2 separate regions of the Homo sapiens genome follow, and region 2 is linked to region 1. Evidence: read pairs that join two places in POLR2A ChIA-PET (ENCODE). Cell type or tissue: HCT116. All regions are shown on one strand. Links, peaks and the distances in the headings refer to the core of each region. The heading gives the core; the rest is flanking DNA.

Region 1 (2,912 bases), core at 98-2,597:
CTAATATGGTAAACCACAACAGATACAACCTCTGTCTCCTGTGTTCAAGCGATTCTCCTGCCTCGGCCTCCTGAATAGCTGGGATTACAGGTGCGTGAGCCACCACGCCCGGCTAGTTTTTGTATTTTTAGTAGAGATAGGGTTTCACCATGTTGGTCAGGCTGGTCTCGAACTCCTGACCTCGTGATCCTCCCACCTCGGCCTCCCAAAGTGCTGGAATTACAGGCGTGAGCCACCGCACTGGCTCTTTTTTTTTTTTTTTTTTTCTCATTTAATTCTTTAGCTTTGCCAACAGGAGGTCAGCCAACAATAATTTTTAAGAATGTGAAGAGATCAGCGACCAAGAAGTTTGAGAACTCCAGCTCTCCCGTGCCAGCAAGTGCCCACTTTAAATGTGCCCTCTGTCTGCCTGGAACTTTCCCCAGGGAGGCTCAACCCTTCATTCACTCAGGTTTCTGTTAATGGTCGTCTCTTCCTAAAGGACCCTCCTCACTCCTTTGCCCATAATGGGTGCCCCACCCTGTGCCCTCCTGCTATCCAGGTTAATTTCCCACAGCACTCACAAACTTTCTTTCAAACAAAAATTAGAATTTGGGGAAACTTGTAGCTGACATTTGGGGAAACTAGCTGACATTCTATGGCATATTAATTTTGTGTGTTTATTGTCTTTTTCTTCCACTAGAATCAGGCCTGGCGCAGTGGCTCATGCCTGTAATCCCAGTACTTTGGGAGGCTAAGGCAGGTGGATCACTTAAGCCCAGGAGTTCAAGACTAGCCTGGCTAACATGGCAAAACACCGTCCGTCTCTACTAAAAAATACAAAAATCCACTGGACATGGTGGCAGGTACCTGTAATCCCAGCTACTCAGGAGGCTGAGGCAGGAGGATTGCTTGAACCTGGGGGGTGGAGGTTGCAGTGAGCCGAGATCATACCACTCCACTCCAGTATGGGTAACAGAGCAACTGTCTCAAAATAATAATAATAATAATAAAAAATATAAGCTCCATGAAGCCAGGTACTTGGTCTTGTGTTCTGATATTTTTGCAGGACCTAGAACAGTTCCAGGCATTTTGGGCAGCTGCTTACAAAACATTTGTTGAATGAATGAAGGAAGGAATGACCTCATTTAATTCTTGGAAAACCCAGTAAGGCAGATCCTATTGGTTTCCCCGTTTTAAGGTGGGGGAAATGGAAAAAAGTCAAGTGACTTGCCTAACATCATGTCACTTATAAGTGGGGCAGATTGGGATAAAAAAGATTGGCCAAATGCAGAGTTCAAAACTGAGTCAAATCAAGTACTATGAAAAGACATTTTTGAGATAATTTAGAGAATGTAGGTGAGGCCTGGAAAATACCAAGAAACTATTTACCAATACATGTGTTAGGTATGGTCATGACATTGTGGTTTATATAAGAAAATACTCCTGGTTTTAAGAAGTGGGCTCTGAAATATGTAGGGAATGAAATGACGTGAGGTATGGGATTTGCTTTAAAGTATCTGAGGACAAAACAGGAAGGAAAAAGGAAGTGACGAAGCAAACGTTGCAAAATCTTGGTAGCTGTTGAACCTGATATATGGATGTCTTTGTTAGTCCCGGTCCTCTGAGAAACAGGGACCAAGAGGTGGAGAAGGAAAAGGCCCAGGAGGGAAAGAGGAAGGGTGGGCAGAGATGGGAGATTGGCCGGCAGAGTGTGGGGCTGGCCCCTGCAGAGGAGAGCAGGAAGGCAGAGGGCTGGGAGGAAGAGGGTTTCACTGTAGGGCAGTTTTCTTCTTTTTTTTCTTTTTCTTTTTTTTTTTTTTTGAGGCGGAGTCTCTCTCTGTCGCCCAGGCTGGAGTGCAGTGGCACTCTCTGCTCACTGCAAGCTCCGCCTCCCAGGTTCGCGCCATTCTCCTGGCTCAGCCTCCCAAGTAGCTGGGACTACAGGTGCCCGCCACCATGCCTGGCTAATTTTTTGCATTTTTAGTAGAGACGGGGTTTCGCCGTGTTAGCCAGGATGGTCTCGATCTCCTGACCTCATGATCCACCCGCCTTGGCCTCCCAAAGTGCTGGGATTACAGGCGTGAGCCACCGCGCCCGGCCTGTAGGGCAGTTTTCTAAAAGTTTCAGCAAGGTCATCAGGAGTCCTTGGGACACAACTGCACGTAAGAGAAGTCCCGTATGTCCCAGAAAACAACCAACCTAGTCGCTGTTTCCTGTGGCTGCTGTAACAACCACAAACTGGAAGGCTTAAAGCAACACAAATGTATTCTCACAGCTCTGGAGGTCAGAGTCCAAAACCCAGGTGTTGGCACGGCCATGCTCCCTCCGGAGGCTCCAAGGAGGACGCTGCTGCAGGCCCGTCTCCCAGCTTCTGGTGCAGCCGGCCACCCTTGGTGATCCTCAGCTGGTAGCATCATGGCTCCAGTCTCTGCCTCAGTCATCACCTGCCTTCTTTTCTGTTTGGCTCTGTCTCTGTCATGTAATAAAACCAACACAGACAATTTTTCCTCCAAAGCTGGATCAAATTTCAGGTGGTCCATTGGAGCCCTGAATTACAGCTTGCTCTGCGGGCCGTGTTATCTGAAATCTGTTTATCATTAAACACCAACATCAAAGTCAGCTCAGCAATCTGCCCTAGGAGGGAGGGAGGACCCGTGGAGGGAGCACAGAGCTCTGCCTCTCATCTGAGCCTCACTCGGATCTCTTTGCTCGTTGATAGCATGTTGAATGGACTAGAACACCCACTTTTTTTTTCTTCTAATTCTTTTACTCTTTTATTTTTGGTGGCAGAACTCACATAGCTGACGTCTCTTCTTAAGTGAGGATCTATATAATGCAGTTCCTCACTTAAACATTATACTCATTTCCCGTGTCTCTGCCCCTCCCCAGACAGTGGGCCAAATTTAGGCACCATCATCTTCAAAGACTTT
Region 2 (2,912 bases), core at 413-2,912, 88 kb before region 1:
ACCAAGGTTAATGAGCAAAGTTCCCGAAGTAAATAACCTAAAGTTAGGAGACCGTACTATGAAACTTACAAAAACATTAAACGTTGCAACATAAAATGGAAACGTTGTGCGTTAGGGTTCTCTAGAGGGACAGAACCTATAGGTAGATGTATATATAAAGGGGAGTTTATTAAGGAGTATTGACTTACAAGAAGGGGTCCCACAGTAGGCCGTCTGCAGGCTGAGGAGCAAGGAAGCTAATCCAAGTCCCAAAACGGAAGAACTTGGAGTCCGATGTTCAAGGGCAGGAAGCATCCAGCACAGGAGAAAGATGGAGGCCACAAGACTAGTCTAGTCTTTCCACATTCTCCTGCCTGCTTTTATTCCGGCCACGCTGGCAGCTGATTAGATGGTGCCCACCCAGATTGAGGGTGGGTCTGCCTTTCCCAGCCCACTGACACAAATGTTAATCTCCTTTGGCAACACCCTCACAGACACACCCAGAAACAATACTTTGCATCCTTCAATCCAATCAAGTTGACACTCCGTATTAACCATCGCAAGTTGAGTGCAAAATCTCAAGAACAGCTAACAGGGACAGACCCAAAATTCACTGGCACCCTAGAAAATGTCTGGATTTGCTAGAATCACCTAATTCTGTATCCCTGGGCCAATTATTCACTTGAGGGACCATATTCTGCCCTGCTCTGGGCTTCCCTGTCTGTGGCTGGGTGTGTGCTGATCCTGCCTGAGCAAAACAAAACTTGGGCAGCCACACGTTCATCACGAATACAGCCTCAGGAGTCAGGCGGCATGAGGTTATGGGCTCCGTTTGTGTCGCCCCCAGTATTCATCTTTGAAGCCTGAACCCCCGGCGGAATACTAGGAAGTGGGGCCTTTTAGGTATAGATGAAATCACAAAGGTGGAGGCCCACAGTGGGATGAGTGTCCTTGTAAGAGAAACAGACCAGGGTTCACTCTGCCCTGTGAAGACATAGTGAGCAAGCGGCTGTCTCCAGGCCAAGAAGCAGGCCTTCCCCAGACAGGTCTGCTGGCATCTGCTCTTGGACTTCTAGCCTCTAGAACTGTGAGAAATAAATGTTTGTTGTCTAAGCCACTCAGACTATGGTTAACAGCCCAAAACAACACAGGGGTTTTGCAGGCTGTCTCGCTAGCACTAGCTTGCATCTTTCTATGAGCAGCAGCAAGATTTATTGTGAAGAGCAAAAGAACAAAGCTTCCAGTGTGGAAGGGGACCCAAACGGGTTGCCACTGCTGGCTGGGGCGGCCAGCTTTTATTCCCTTATTTGTCCCCTCCCATGTTCTGTTTTTGTCCTATCAGAGTGCTCTTTTTTCAGTCCTCCCTGTGATTGGCTGCTTTTAGACTCCTGCTGATTGGTGCGTTTTAAGAACCGATTGGTGCATTTTACAAACCTCTTGCTAGCTACAGAGTGCTGGTTGGTGCGTTTTACAATCCTAGCTACAAAGTGCTGATTGGTGCATTTTACCATCCTCTTAGAGGACAGAAAAGTTCTCCAAGTCCCCACTTGACCCAGGAAGTCCAGCTGGCTTCACCTCTCAATATGAGTTATAATTCAGCCAAGCAAATCACAATAGAATTACAAAGGGTAAGTAGGTTAGACGGACAACACTTGTACAGAAAGTTTAGGAAGCTCTGAACCCCAGATGGCACCAGGCTACAATCAGAAATACCAGATGGTAAGAGCAAGAACTTGAGAGAAAGGCTCAGACCACGTTAAAACCCCTTCTCTGTAGATCTCAGGACACCACAATCATCCACACAGGGCCAGAAGCCGGGGCACGGGCACCCTTGCACGTGACATCCCTCTCTCCATGTCTTCCGTCTCAGAAGGCTTCCTTCCCACTACTGAGGGTGGCGTCTGGAGGCACCGCTCAGCCGCCCCAGTGGCACTCAACTGAAGAGCATTTAGCCTTGACCTACAGCAACTATTTTGGTGATACTGAAAACGGTGGGCTATAGAAACAAGGGATGAGGAGGGGAAGGGGAGAAAACCTCCTCCTTTCTGCCAATCGAAGAGTCAAAAACTTCGTGTACCCAAATCACTAATCCATTTGAAAATACTAAACAAGCATAACCTGAGTGGTGGTTCAGCTTCCACAAACACGTCGAGCTGATCGAAGGGCAGATTTTAATTCTGCAGGCAAACTCATGCCCCCATGAATTTCAGTTACCCGAAAAGGCATTCGCATTCAAAGAAACACGCACACACCTTTAAACCAACTTTGTGATTTTTATTGATGGGCGACAACTTTATACTCCTAGATATCACTAAACTGTGTACAATTAGGGACGCAGCATTAGAGAAGAGCAGACAGCAGAATTAAACAGAGCAGACTGAAGGAGAGATCTTCATTATTTGCCCATTTTTCATTATGTGTACACAGAAGCATGAATGCAATTTGAAATCTTTTAATGGCAATAAAGTTACAATCACCCATCTATGTAGACTAACATTTTAACTCCAAATATTTGATCTGCAATGTGTACGTAAGCAGTTTCTCTCAGTACAATTATTAAAATTTTTCCTGTTAGGAACCAGCAACTTATTTTTTATGTTTATTTTTCTTTTGAAGTAAGAACTAGTTCTTCTTTGATAACTGGCTCATTTTTATCATTTATCAAAAACTAAAGGGTAGGGAAGAAAAGTGTGATGGATTAAAAAATTTCTTTTTTAAGGAAAGATAAAATTCATTTTCACAAATTTACAAGTGTTGTTGCTGGTGCAGGATTTATTCTACTAAGCAATGAGACTGGGGATCAAATCCACTTTCTTATCTCAGGAATCAGCATTATTTCAGAAATATGGGTTTTTGTGTATTTTCTAAAATCAAGCAACAGTCTGTTTCAACCAAATGATTTTGATTTGGAAGTTAGAGTCAACAGAAGCTGT

What was found. Peaks named below come from ENCODE experiments on the same cell type or tissue, not always from the same donor. Only the 100,000 strongest peaks of a DNase experiment are listed, where the experiment ranks them.
Region 2: POLR2A ChIA-PET joins it to region 1 with 5 read pairs; 3 of 35 experiments call an interaction of 5 or more read pairs at or near these places.

The regions. Positions count from the first base shown.
Region 1 is chr16:84,691,268-84,694,179 of GRCh38, reverse strand. No RefSeq gene overlaps it. Among named protein-coding and RNA genes, the nearest start is that of USP10, 7.3 kb to the left of the region's middle. In HCT116, for the core only: no CTCF peak of the experiment used is centred there; no DNase peak of the experiment used is centred there.
Region 2 is chr16:84,779,243-84,782,154 of GRCh38, reverse strand. USP10 (ubiquitin specific peptidase 10) reads right to left here. Exons shown (of 14, transcript NM_005153.3): 14 at 2,233-2,912. It also overlaps a transcript of LOC105371378 not described here. Among named protein-coding and RNA genes, the nearest start is that of CRISPLD2, 39 kb to the left of the region's middle. In HCT116, for the core only: no CTCF peak of the experiment used is centred there; a DNase peak (open chromatin) is centred at 1,364.